Regions from separate parts of the Homo sapiens genome. Here region 2 is linked to region 1. The links are chromatin loops, found by intact Hi-C in ENCODE. Cell type or tissue: IMR-90. All regions are shown on one strand. Each heading gives the region's core, and the rest is flanking DNA. Links, peaks and the distances in the headings are about the cores only.

The links. A loop is a pair of places that touch in the nucleus more often than their neighbours do. Peaks named below come from ENCODE experiments on the same cell type or tissue, not always from the same donor. Only the 100,000 strongest peaks of a DNase experiment are listed, where the experiment ranks them.
Region 2: a loop joins it to region 1, with 3 times the contacts of the local background. A loop is called at or near these places in 7 of 110 quality-filtered maps.

Annotation. Positions count from the first base shown.
Region 1 is chr6:25,261,706-25,268,604 of GRCh38, forward strand. It overlaps the pseudogene RPL21P68. Among named protein-coding and RNA genes, the nearest start is that of CARMIL1, 14 kb to the right of the region's middle. In IMR-90, for the core only: a CTCF peak has its summit at 4,165 (motif pointing right); a DNase peak (open chromatin) is centred at 4,166.
Region 2 is chr6:25,715,080-25,721,978 of GRCh38, forward strand. No RefSeq gene overlaps it. Among named protein-coding and RNA genes, the nearest start is that of H2AC1, 8.0 kb to the right of the region's middle. In IMR-90, for the core only: CTCF peaks have their summits at 3,267 (motif pointing left) and 5,530; no DNase peak of the experiment used is centred there.

The sequences.
Region 1 (6,899 bases), core at 1,255-6,254:
TGAATTCATGCATAATAGGTGTTAAAGAAATAAAATAAAAGACCTCTGGACTATTTAAAAAAAAAAAAAAAAAAAGGCCAGGCGCGGTGGCTCGCGCCTGTAATCCCAGCACTTTGGGAGGCCAGGGCGGGCAGATCACAATGTCAGGAGATCAAGACCATCCTGGCTAACACAGTGAAACCCCATCTCTACTAAAAATACAAAAAATTAGCCAGGCGTGGTGGCAGGTGCCTGTAGTCTCAGCTACTTGGGAGGCTGAGGCAGGAGAATGGCGTGAACCCGGGAGGCGGAGCTTGCAGTGAGCCAAGATAGCGCCACTGCACTCCAGCTTGGGTGACAGAGCGAGACACCGTCTCAAAACAAACAAACAAACAACAACAAAAAAAATTAAACCATGTAACCAATAGAGATGTGTGTGTGTGTGTGTGTGTGTGTGTGTGTGTGTGTGGTGTTGTGTGTGGTTAGGCAAGCAAAAACAACAAAAAGCAAGCAAACAATAAATCTAACATTTAGGATCAAAATATTATTTGAGGGAGATGCAATGGGATGAGACAAGAAAGGCACATGTAGATAAATATAGGTTACTTATTCTGATTGTTGGGTTGGATGTTTATTATATTATTGAATGGTATTGTGAATGGATCAAGGATGATGGCATATAAACACCCAAAGTTTATGGTTAACACAATTCTGTGCATCTGAAGTGCAGGAGAACAAGGTGGGAAGTAAAAAAGAAGAGTAGAAAAGAACACAGCATTATGAAGTCTGTGGCAGAAAACAATATAACTTTCTAGAGCATAAAAAAAAGGCCAATGTGAGCACGGCTGGAACTGGAGGACGTTATGTTAAGTGAAATAAGCCAGGAACAGAAAGTTAAACACCACATGTTCTCACACATATGTGGAAGCTAAAAAAAAAAAAAATGTTGAGCTCATAGAAGTAAAAAGTAGGACAGAGGATACCAGAGGCTGGGGAGGGTCATGGGAAGGGTGGGTCGGGGGCAGGATAGGGAGAGATTTGTTAAAGGACAAAATTACAGGTAGATAGGAGGAATAAGTTCTATTGTTCTATACCACTGTAGGTAATACATAGTTTCGAATAGCTAGAGGAGGAGGAGGATACAGAATGTTCCCAACCCAAGAAATGACCATTGTTTCAGATGATGGATATGCTAATTACCCTGATCTAATCACCATACATTATGTTTCAAAACAATACTATATACCCCCATGAATATGTACAATTATTATTTGTCAGTTTAAAGGTTTTTAAAAGATTAAAATTAAAAAAAAAAAGAAAAAAACCCGGCCGGGCGCCGTGGCTCACGCCTGTAATCCCAACACTTTGGGAGGCCGAGGCGGGCGGATCATGAGGTCCCGAGATCCAGACCATCCTGGCTACTTTCGTGTCTACTAAAAATACAAACAGGGCCTGTAGTCCCAGCTACTTGGGAGGCTGAGGCAGGAGAATGGCATGAACGCAGGAGGTGGAGCTTGCAGTGAGCTGAGATCGGGCCACTGCACTCCAGCCTGGGCGAGAAAAAAAAAAAAAAAAGAAAGGAAAGAAGAAAGAAAGAAAGAAAGAGAGAGAGAGAGAGAGAGAGAGAGAGAGAGAGAAAGAAAGAAAGAAAGAAAGAAAGAAAGAAAGAAAGAAAGAAAGAAAGAAAGAAAGAAAGAAAAAAGGCCGCCCGGTGCGGTGGCTCATGCCTGTAATCCGAGCACTTTGGAAGACCGAGGCGGGCGGATCACGAGGTCAGGAATTCAAGACCAGCCTGATCAACACAGTGAAACCCCATCTCTACTAAAAACACACAAAAAATTAGCCAGGTGTGGTGGCTGGTGCCTGTGGTCCCAGCTACTTGAGAGGCTGAGGCAGGAGAATTGCTTGAACCCAAGAGGCGGAGATTGCAGTGAACCAAGATAGTGCCACCCCACTCCAGCCTGAGCAACACAGTGAGACTCTGTCTCAGAAAAAAAAGAAAAAAAAACATTTTCTGTGTGCCTGACACATAGAAAATCAGCAAGATGTATCTCTCAGGGCAGACTCTCACTGACTCATCCCATAGAGGCTGTCATTCAAGCATTTATTAAATCATGATGTGAAATGCAACAGTCATAAATTCTGGAATGTTTAACCCATTTAGCACGGGGGAGGGTAGAAAAGTCACATAGTAGCACTCAATAAATGTTAGTTCACATCCCCTTTATAACTGTAAAGTTCTGCAAAGGCAATACTAGTGTTTATTTTCGTATGGAGAAATAAAATAGAACAAGCATGATATCATGAAAACAACACTTAAAATGAGAGTTCTAGCTTTGCCAATAACTAGCTGTATGATATTAGGAAAATTATTCTCACTGGACTCCATCTGTAGTAACTGGAGTTTGGTATATTGGAAATTTCCAAGTGAGTTCCACAAAACACTAATGTCTTTTAGGATGTTAATAGGAGCTAAATGAGAAAGAATCTGTGATCAAGTCCTATTTGTAAGTGGACTGAATGTTTGTGTCCCCCCCAGATTCATATTTTGAAGTCTTCACCTCCTGTATGGCTGTATTTGGAGATGGGGCCTCTAAGGAAGTATTTAAGGTTGAATTAGGTCATAAGGGTGCAGAACTGATCCAATTGGATTAGTGTCATTAATAGAAGAGACATAAGAAGAGCACCTCTCACTCTCTCCAATATCATCCTCCAAGAAAAGACCCTGTGAAGACAAAACAAGAAGGCAGGTATGTGTAAGCCAGGAAGAGAGCCTTCACTGGAAACCTAACAAGTCAGCACCTTGATCTTGAACTTCCAGCCTCCAGACTGTAAGAAAATTAATTTTTCTTGTTTAAGACCCTAGCCCATGATATTTTTTTATGGCAGCCCAAGCTGCCAAATACGGTTTTATGTATAACCCTTCTCAAAGATTTCTAATACTCGGAGAAGTTCTTTTTTTTTTTTTTTTTTTTTTTTTTTTTGAGACGGAGTCTCACTGTCGCCCAGGCTGGAGTGCAGTGGCGCAATCTCGGCTCACTGCAAGCTCCGCCTCCCAGGTTCACGCCATTCTCCTGCCTCAATACTCTAAGAAGTTCTACAGTGAAAAAAAAAAAAAAAAGAAAGAAAGAAAACAAGGGAAATTTATCTAATGTACTGCTTCTGAAACTTATTTGTCTATTAAACACTTTTTTAAAATCACCATCTTTTGAAACAGGGCTTGGGAAACACTAGCCAGGATTTTTCAGTTCTGTCAGTTCTGAAACTAGGATTCCTTCTAAAACCTATACGATGTAACTGATAAAGTTAGATTTAAACATGAGTGAGACTCCACTTATAAACTAGGTTATAACAAGGAAATTCAAAGGAGATTGTAAATGCAGAGGCAGCACAGTGAATGAAGTAAACACTTGAAAAACAGCATCATATGTCATGCGTGGTGGCTCATGCCTGTAATCCCAACATTTTGGGAGGCTGAGTTGGGCGGATCACCTGAGGTCAGGAGTTCGAGACCAGCCTGCCCAACATGGTGAAACCCCGTCTCTATTAAAAATACAAAACTTAGCCAGGTGTGGTGGCAGACACCTGTAATTCCAGCTACTCGGGAGGCTGAGACAGAAGAATTGCTTGAACCCAGGAGGTGGAGGTTGCAATGAGCCGAGATCGCACCACTTCACTCCAGCCTGGGAAACAGAGCTCCATCTCAAGAAAAAAAGAAGGAAGGAAGGAAGGAAGGAAGGAAGGAAGGAAGGAGAGAGAGAGAGAGAGAGAGAGAGAGAGAGAGAGAAAGAAAGAAAGAAAGAAAGAAAGAAAGAAAGAAAGAAAGAAAAGAAAGAAAGGAAAGAAAGAAAGAAAGAAAGAAAGAAAGAAAGAAAGAAAGAAAGAAAGAAAGAAAGAAAGAAAGAAAGACCATCACTGCTTTGTGTGGAGACAGCTTCTGTGTTCTTTCAGGACAACTTGAGAAGTTTTACCAACAAAAACTCTCCTGGGATCTCCATTTGTTCATTCCATAAATATTGAGTGCTTACGGTGTGTCAGGGACTGTTCTAAACACTAGCATGATAGATGGCATCATGAGACACCAACGTGTGTCAGAAGAGAGCTCTCATTGCAAACACTAATTTGTACAGATTTTTAATTGCAGCATGAGCAAAAGTAGCTAGCAACTCTGCTAGTTACCAGCAGATGGCAGTAGCAGTCACTTCTTTACTGGCATTTTAGATTGGGAATGTGTAGAAGCACCACAACCTATCATCAGAACTACTCTGTGGTGTCAATGTGTGACTTAGGGACAGTTATCTAACCCGTCTGGAGTGAAGCTTCCCTATTTAAATACTAGAGATAATAAAAGCACCTACCTCTTAAGTTGTCTCGAGAGTTACATGAGATAAAACACTTGAAGTGCTTTATCTTCAACATGAAGGAAGGGTTAATAAATGCTAGTTATTACTTAGTATGGTTGATACTGTTTTTTTGCCATTTGACAAAATGTCAATTATCCAAAAGAGGAAGAGAAGCAGATGGCTAAAAGTTGTATTGCTTCATAGAGCAATAACAATATCAGCAATAAAGGAAAAGAAAATCTAAATATCTAAAAATATAACAAAGGGTGCAATACAATCTTAAGGTAATCGCTAGAAAGAAAGCAAAAATCTGAGCAGGTTTTTAAATTAGTACTTTTCCAACAGGTCACTTTTAAAGTATTTTGACTGTCTGATAACTCCCTACCTGCGCTGACTCAACATAATTGTGAATTATTTGTAAATTTCCTATTCATCAAAGATGCAGCAGATTTGCGAACAGAGTTTCTAGCTAGATAGCCAAGGGAATCATGGGGCTATTAGACAGCTAACTTTTTTTCTTAAGCTTATTGTTTATTGGAACCAAAGATAAGTTGTTTCAAGGCTAGGACCTCCGGAATGACTCAGTTAAAATGAGCCAGAATTCAGAATTTAGAAGCCTCAGAGCCAGCTTACCTCACTTCTTAAAAATATTTGGAGGAAAACACTAGGGAACTGAGTTGTAATGGGGAGGTGGGTAAGAGGAGTAAAACCCTCTTATATACCCTTGAGAGCTGTTTGAACAGCAAAGATTCCCAAAACAGGGACAAACTATTTCTAGGGATAATCTATATATGCAAATATAACTGTTTATTGAATGAATTCGTCCATATGGGAACGATTATGATGCTTCAGGACATGGATGATTTCACTACAATCTCAAGAGTTCAGTTAAAGAGGAAAACTTTCCATCTGCAATCCAAAACATCCCACACTTTTCTCTAGTAACAAATAGGGAGGTCTCAAAAGACAAGTTATCCTTTTTAGGAGATCTCCACAGCCTGAACTAATGAGCAACTGAACAATAATAATCTCATTTTTATGACAATTCATGTGACGACATTGAACAATGGGAAAATAGGAGATAAGCAATGCTGATGAAATGTGTCAGTGGCTTAGCATCATTGATGGCTATTATTATTTTTACTTCTTATGTGGCCAGATTTTTTAAACAGAAAATTTGGAAAGATTTCTCAGACTGCTATTTTCTCTTTTTAGGTTGACTTATTTATTGCCCCCACTTCAGAAATTACTTTTTGAAATTGCCCCAGATATCAGGTTCCAGAGGACAGAAGCAAACAACAAAGGTTAATCCTGAGTATACAGATATTAATAAAAATAGAAAAGAAATGTGAAAAATAAGTACATTCACTAATAAAAGTAGTTTAGTATTCTTTTTGTGATTGATCAATATGCTAAAAATACAACACACACACACATACACAACAAAGTTAGTAAAACTAAACAAAAACACGTATCGCCCATCATTCAGCATTCACAATACAATGATTTGCTGAAATTTCTCTTAATTTTTTCTATGTTTTATGCCAACTTTATTGTGGTAGCAGATTGTGGTATATTCCCTCCCCTAGAGCATGGAAGGGACCTGTAAATATGATGGGATCTTTCATTATTAGGTTGTGTTATATGTAGTACAGATGACTTTAAGAAAGAGGGACTAGGGTGAGGAGGAAAGGGAGGGAGAGAATTAACCTAATGCATGCAGGGCTTAAAGCCTAGATGACAAGTTGATGGGTACAGAAAACAACCATGGCACTTGTATACCTATGTAACAAATCTGCACGTTCTGCACATGTATCCCAGTACTTAAAGTTAAATAAATAAATAAATAAATAAATAAATAAAGAGAGAGAGAGAGAGAGAGAGAGAGAGAGAGACTAGCCAGGTGCAGTGAGTGGCTCACGCCTGCAATCCCGCACTCTGGGAAGCCAAGGCAGGCAGATTGCTTGAGTCCAGGAGTTTGAGACCAGCCTGAGCAATGTAGTGAAACCCTGTCTCTACTAAAAATACAAAAATGTTAGCCACGCATGGTGGTGTGCACCTGTAATCCCAGCTACTCAGGAGGCTGAGACAGGAGAATCACTTGAGCCTGGGAGGTTGAGGCTGCAGTGAGCCAATATTGTGCCACCGCACTCCAGCCTGGGCAACCACAGTGAGACCCTGTCTCAAAAAAAAAAAAAAAAAAAAAAAGAGAGAGAGAGAGAAAGAGAGACTATACTTGGTGGTCCTGACCTGTCCAGGTGAGTCCTTAAAAAGGACAAGTCTCTTTCTGGTGAAAGAGGTTAGAAGCATGAGAGGAGTTTGATGCAAGAGAGATTCTAGCTTTGCTCACTTTGAAAATGGAAAGGGGCCACATGCCAAGGAAAGTAAGCTGGCCCTCGGAGCTGAGAATGGGCCCTGAGTGACAGCCAGCAAGGAAACAGAGATTTCAGTTCCATAATCACAAGGAACTAAATTCTGTCAACATCCTGAATGAGGTACAAAGCAGATTCTTCCCAATAACCTACAGAAATAAACATTTCTAGTAATATATATATCATTCTGAGAGTTATTTTATCT
Region 2 (6,899 bases), core at 637-5,636, 450 kb after region 1:
GAACCCAAATCCCAGCTTTGCTAAGAACTCATTGAGGGACTATATTAGTTTCCTAGAGCTTCCATAAGAAAGTATCACATACTAGGTGGCTTTAAACAATAGAAATGTATCATTTTACAGTTCTGGAGGCTGGAAATCTGAAATTAAGGTGTTAGCAGAGCTGTTTCCTTCTGAAAGCTATGAGGGAGAATCTCTTTCATGTCTCTTTCCTAGCTTCTGTTGGTTTACTGGCAATCTTTGGTGTTCCTTGGCTAGTAGAAGTGCTACCCTGATGTCTGCCTTTATCTTCACATGGCATTCTCCCTGTTTGCATGTCTGGCTCTGTATCCAAATTTCCTCTTTTTATAAGGACACCATTCATATTGGATTAGGGGCCCACCCTATGCCAGTATGACTTCATCTTAACTAATTACATTTGCAATGATCCTATTTACAAATAGGTTGTATTCTGAGGTACTGAGGGTTAGACTTCAAGATCTGAATTTGGAGAGTATGCAATTCAACCTGTAACAGGGCCCATAGGAAAAAAAAAATCCCTCTCAGTTTCCTGACCTATAAAATAGAGGTAAAGTAGAAATAACTACTCACGGAATCCTTGGAAGGATTAGTGTAGGTAGTTACCTAGCTCTGTGGCTCAGTGGATGCATATGTTAGATTCCATATGTTATCATTTTTATTTTCTGCTGTCTTATTATGCTTTTTACACCTATATATGAGTGGAAGCAGAGAGGAGAGAAGACCCAAACATAATTGATGGTTCCTCCCTGGGGGAAGTGGGGACACCATAACAGCTTCCTTCAGTGAGGCACCAAGCTAGGCAAGGACACAAGCCGTAAGCAAAGAGCTTACAGTCTGTTGGAGGGATTGCAGTGCCAGATGACCCAGCACAACTCATGAGTTAATGTTTGAAAGGTGTAGTGGTCTTTCCCTCAGTTCTTCAGCTGCTGCCTGGGACGCAGGATTTACTTCAGTGGAGTCAGTTATGAGATGCGGCAAGAAGAGAAAGTGCTCTCCAAGTGCGTGTTTATTTTACTGCAAATTTCATTTTCAGATGCATGTTTGTGTAAAATGCCTGTACATTTCCTTTGGACCATCTGCTGTGGAAGTAATAGGTCAGATTCAAGGGTGCTCTTTCCCTGCGGGCGTGGGGTCAGACCGATTCAGATCTTGTTCTCTTACACAGGCAGGGAGCCCAAAACTTGCCTCTGCTGTCCTTCTCTGAGAGTCTACCAAATGGCTTCCTTACTATTGTTGCACAACACTACACATAATTTTAAATTATATCACCCACAATTTCTTTTAGAAGCTCCACAGAAAGACGTCCATAAAATTAGCCCTAGTAGGGTTCTTATTGTTTCATTAAAGGTTTCTGGTAACTTTCTGATGTGATGGAACAGTCATAACTACAAATTTTATACATTTTGGATACATGACATAGGCGTTTGCTTTCTTTTTAGAAAAACGTGAAACTAGGAAGGGAGTGTATTCAGAACTGAGCTCCCTACCTGGCTGATGACAGAAGCATGGGCAGTGGAGGAGCCAGTAAGTGATCTCCCAGGCATTCAGCTCACTCAGCCCCGTAGCCTCCCTTAGAGTGCTTTTCCATGCTTGTGTCTTAAACAATGGGCACAAAGTGATGAATTCGGAATGGACACACAGTAGCTGCTTTTAAGCGTGATTCCACCTGCCTCTAGCTGTCGACATAAGGCCACACTAGAGTAATTTTGTGGCAAATTCTGAGCTTGGTTACAGAACTTTTGGGCAGGCAGGACTCAACAAGCAAATCCCCCCCAGAGGGGGATTATGATTTATATTTGCAAATCACCAAATAAAGTTCACATAAACCTCATGAGAGATTCCTCCTTCCATGCTATAAAGTGGAGGTCAGAAATGTCGAGACTTTCCCCAGGCTCCTCAGGAAGAAAGAAGCAGAGCCAGGACTCACACAGGACTTCTGACTCAAAAGCCTTTTCTCTCATGAGCCACTGGCCATGTGCGGTGGGCAGAAGTGGCTCTTACTCTCCTCCTCAGGAAACTCCCCAGGGCTGAGGGAGGGGATGTGCTGAAGGGTCAGCAGGTGAAAGCAACCCTCACATAGGCCCATTCTGTAGGAAAGGGCAGAGCCCCTGTGCCCCAACATCTACTGCAGCAGAGGCCAGCACTTGAATAAGAAGTGCTGAGGAAGTGACCAGCACTTCTTTCTGAAGCAAGCCTAAATTAAGGGATAGTAAACCCCAGGAAGGAAACTCTGGACTGCTCCACTAGCATGAAGACAGCCAAAAGGGCACCCAGGGTGCTCTGCAACCTTTTGCTCACAGAAGTGGAGGTGCTGAAGGTGCTTACTCTAAACTGAAAAAGGGATATTCTCTGAACTTTCCTCACTCTTTCCCATCCCCAAACTCGCAGACTGTGATAAGCCATAGTTCCACTATTAGACGGTAATCCCCTGCATGGCAAGATCTTTGTATTTCATGGTATTTCCAGAAACTCAAATTGAATCCAACATAGAATAGGCTCTCAGCAAAGGAGTATTAACGATGATATTAGATTTCTCTAGATAGATAAAGATTTCTCAACCCTGGCACTTTTAGCATTTGGGGGCAGATAATTTTTCTTTTTGGGGAGTTGTCCTATGTAAGATGTTTAGTAGCATCCCTGGCCTTGACTATGAGATGCCGGACCCACCACCAGTTGTGACAACCAAAAATGCTTCCCAACATTGCTGAATGACCATTGGTAGCAAAATCAACCTTGGTTGAGAATCACTGCTTTAGAGGAAGAAATGAACTAACATATCTGAGCCTGGGCTATGTGCTGGATGCTTTATTGATGTGATCTCAGTTTGATCTTCACAATAACCCTGTGAGGTAGGTATTACCATGTACAGCTGAACAGACTGAGGCACAGATTATGTAACTGGTTCAAGAACTCTCAGCTTAGATGTAGCAGAGCTAGATTCTGAAGTAGGCCTGTCAGATTCCTATGCTGACAGGAGGCAGAAATAACAACGGAAACAAGATCTGTACAGGCATTCGTGGGTGTTCTACAACTGTTGTTCACATAATCATCATTCTCATGTCTTTTTCAGTTTACTAAAAGGTTGAAGTCTGAATGTATATTTTAAGCACCGATTTCTATTTTTTCTCCGTAGGACTATTAAATGCAGTATTCATAATTTCACTGTAAATTTTCTCCAGTGTCACTTCAGAAATGTATTAAAAGTCAGATATATTTTCACATGGAATGACTACTGGGCTCCCCCTGGTGTTAGCTTTGATTATATTTGACTTTAAAGGAGCTCATGTGTGACCGCATTTCAAATTAATGAGAGCTTTCTCTAAGAGGCAGTTTAAAAAATTCAGCTGGCTCTCATTGATTGCATTATAAAATTGTTTTATTCAGATTTTGCAAATATTATATTTAAGGGCCTAATGTAACTTAAGTTTTATAATGTTACAAAACAACTAATTTGAATTTGTTGTTCAAATTATTTTTTATGGACCCAAAGAGACATTTGAGAATATGGGAGTAACTGGCAAAAACAAACATATACAGTCATGAGCCACATAACAATGTTTTGCTCAATGCCAGACCACATATATAACGGTGGTCCCATATATTATAACACTATATATTTACTGTACCTTTTCTATGTTTAGATATTCAAATACTTACTATTATGTTACAGTTACCCACAGTGTTCACCACAGTAACATGCTGTACAGAAACCCAGGAGAAATAGGCTATACCCTATAGCCTAGGTGTGTAGCAGGCTCTACCATCTAAGTATGTGTAAGTACACTCTGATGTTAATACAACGAAATCGGCTAATGATAAATTTCTTAGAATGTGTATCCCTGTTGATAAGCAATGTATGATAGATGTGTGTGTGTATATATATATACACACACACACATATATATGTATGATAGATGTGTGTGTATATATATATATGGAAATGTTCAGTCTCACTTTGATGAAAAGAAGTGCAAACCAAAATAATGTGGTAATGCTGTACTCTACCAACTAAACAAATTTTTCTTTAAATAACACCAAATTATGTGAGGGCAAAATAAAATTGAAACAGTCATGCTTTGCTACTGGCCTTCTGGTGCAATAATCTGGAATAGTAACAATATGCAGAAAAAGGCATAAAATCTTGTGTATTCTTTGACCTAATCATCCCATATCTAGGAATGGTTTAAACAAATACTTCAGAAGGAGTTAAAGCTATTTTTGCATAGATGTTCATTACAGCATTGATTGCAATAATAAAATATTGGAAACAGCCTAAGTAGTTAACAGTGATCAGCTTGGCCTGGCCTGGTGGCTCATGCCTGTAATCCCAGCACTTTAGGAGGCTGAGGCAGGTGAATCATCACGTGCCTGTAATTTCAGCTACTCGCGAGGCTGAGGCAGGAGAATCATTTGAACCTGGGAGGCAGAGGTTGCAGTGAGGGGGATGTTGTGCCACTAGACTCCAGCCTGGGTGACAGAGTGAGACTCCGTCTCGAAAAAAGAAAAAAAAATTCCCCCCAAAATATCCCAAACAATGAAAGATGGTATATTTAACTAAATTATGGTACAACCACTTTAGTATAGTTGCAGTTAAGGTGGGCTTTAGAGTCAGACTATCTGGGTTGAAATGCTGGCTCCAGTGCTAGTTCTGTTGCTCCAAAGAAGTTGAATCTCTTCATTGGTAAGGTGGGTATAATAGTAGTACCTAGCTATAGGATTGTTTTGAGGATTAAACAAGATCAAGTGCATAACACATTTAGAAAAAAATGTGTGGTACAAAGTGCTCAGTATATGTCTTGATGCAGCTATTGAAATTGAGAATTTAAAAATAAGAATTATAAAATTACATAACCACTTAAAAATCTAATGTTATGATATATTTCAAAAAACATGATATTGAAAGAGAAAAATGTTCTCTATAAGCATAAAGGTTGGTGGAAAAAATACAAAAATAAGAATAAATATGTCAAAATGGGAAATGATTGATGACCTTTCCACTCTCAATTTTCTATTTTACTATTATCACTTAAATACTAAAAAGTAAGCAGCTGGAACTCAGAAAAAAGTGTTTTAATTTATGTATTCAACCAGTCATTAATTGGTGTCTTCTGTGTTTTAGGCACTGCAAAATTTGGCTCAACAATTAAAACATTCTCATAAAAAGCTTTATAGTTTTATAAATATACAAAGCTTTGTATTTTAGTAGAAGAGACAGGCATAAACATTAACACCTTTAACTAGAATGTGCAACAAGGTCACCAGAAGGACATCTAAATGACTCTAAGATGGGAGGGGGGGAATCGTCAAGGAAAGCTTCACAAATGATGTAATGTATAAACGTATCCTTGAAGGACGCATAGAAACTAATTAAACGAAGAACGGCAAGAACATTCTAGAAAAGTTACACAACTCATAAAGACACAGGTGAATTAAAGTGCAATGGGTTCAAGGAACTGCAAGTAGATTGGTTATGACCACAGCATAGGAGAGTGTGGTAAGAGCCTGGTGAGACAGCTAGGGGGAGCAGTTGAGAGATGTTAATCGGAGAAATGGCAAAGGGAGAGAAGTCCTTATGTATGTAAGACTTGATGATGGGGGGTATGTGGGTGGTGAGTAAGAATAAGGAACTTCGGCTCCAGGAGGACAGGATCTCATCTGATGTGTACAGCACTGTTTCTCCAATGCTGGAAATATCTATCAAAGAGACACTGCAGGAGAAAGAAAACACCGTATGCATGTAGATGTTTGTTTCAGCATTATTTATAATAGTAAAACGATTAGAACTGTGCCTGATACTTCGTAAACTCTCAATATCATAAATCTATGACTCTAAAGTTTAGGGAAGAGGCCGGGCGCGGTGGCTCATGCCTGTAATCCCAGCACTTTGGGAGACCGAGGTGGGCGGATCACCTGAGGTCAGGGTTGGAGATCAGCCTCACCAACACATAGTGAAACCCTGTCTCTACTAAAAATACAAAAGCTAGGCGTAGTGGCACAAGCCTATAGTCCCAGCTACTTGGGAAGCTGAGGCAAGAGAATCGCGTGAATCCAGGAGGCGGAAATTGCAGTGAGCCAAGATAGTGTGGCTGCAATCCAGCCTGGGCGACAGAGAGAAACTCCGTCTCTCAAAAAAAAATATAATAATATTTTTTAAAAAAATAAAGTTTAGGGTAGAGGACTCAGGTTTCTTTGGGACACTTAAGCATATAGATGACAATTAATAACATACATTTTAGAGACAGATAGAAACAGAGGCATACTGGTAGACTGACAGAGACACAGTAAGAGGTTTATGGTTTTGCTATTAAACTCATGAATTATGCTTTAGTGTGTTTTTAACATTCCAATATGTGGTAGGGGTGATTACCTTTTTCCAAGACAGACATATTAAAATATACACTATAATTGTGAATGTATTCTTTGTCATACATTTCTGCTGTTTGTTTTCTATAAAGCTGTGTTTTGGGGTGTTAACACAATGAGAAATAGTGTATCTACCTATATTTTCCGCTTTTAATTTTCAAATTACTTTTTCATTAAATATTATCTCTGCCATTAATTTTGCAAAATAATTTTTTTGGGGGACAGTTTTGTCTGGAATGTAATTTTTCCACTCCTTTTCTTCTAAATGTTCTTCTGTGCCAATAAATTTTAGGTATTTTATAACCAAGGTATAGCTGTGTTTTACTCCTAGTCAAATACTGTCTTTTAAATGGCAAATTTAATCGGTTAAACTTCATTTTGATATTTGGACTCATTTCTAATGTTTGACTTTGCATTCTAATTTGTCATGCCAGTCCTTTCTGATTTCCTGCTTTCCACTGGACTATTTTTTTTTTTTGCTATTACCTTCTTTCTAGTCTACATTAATTTTATTATTT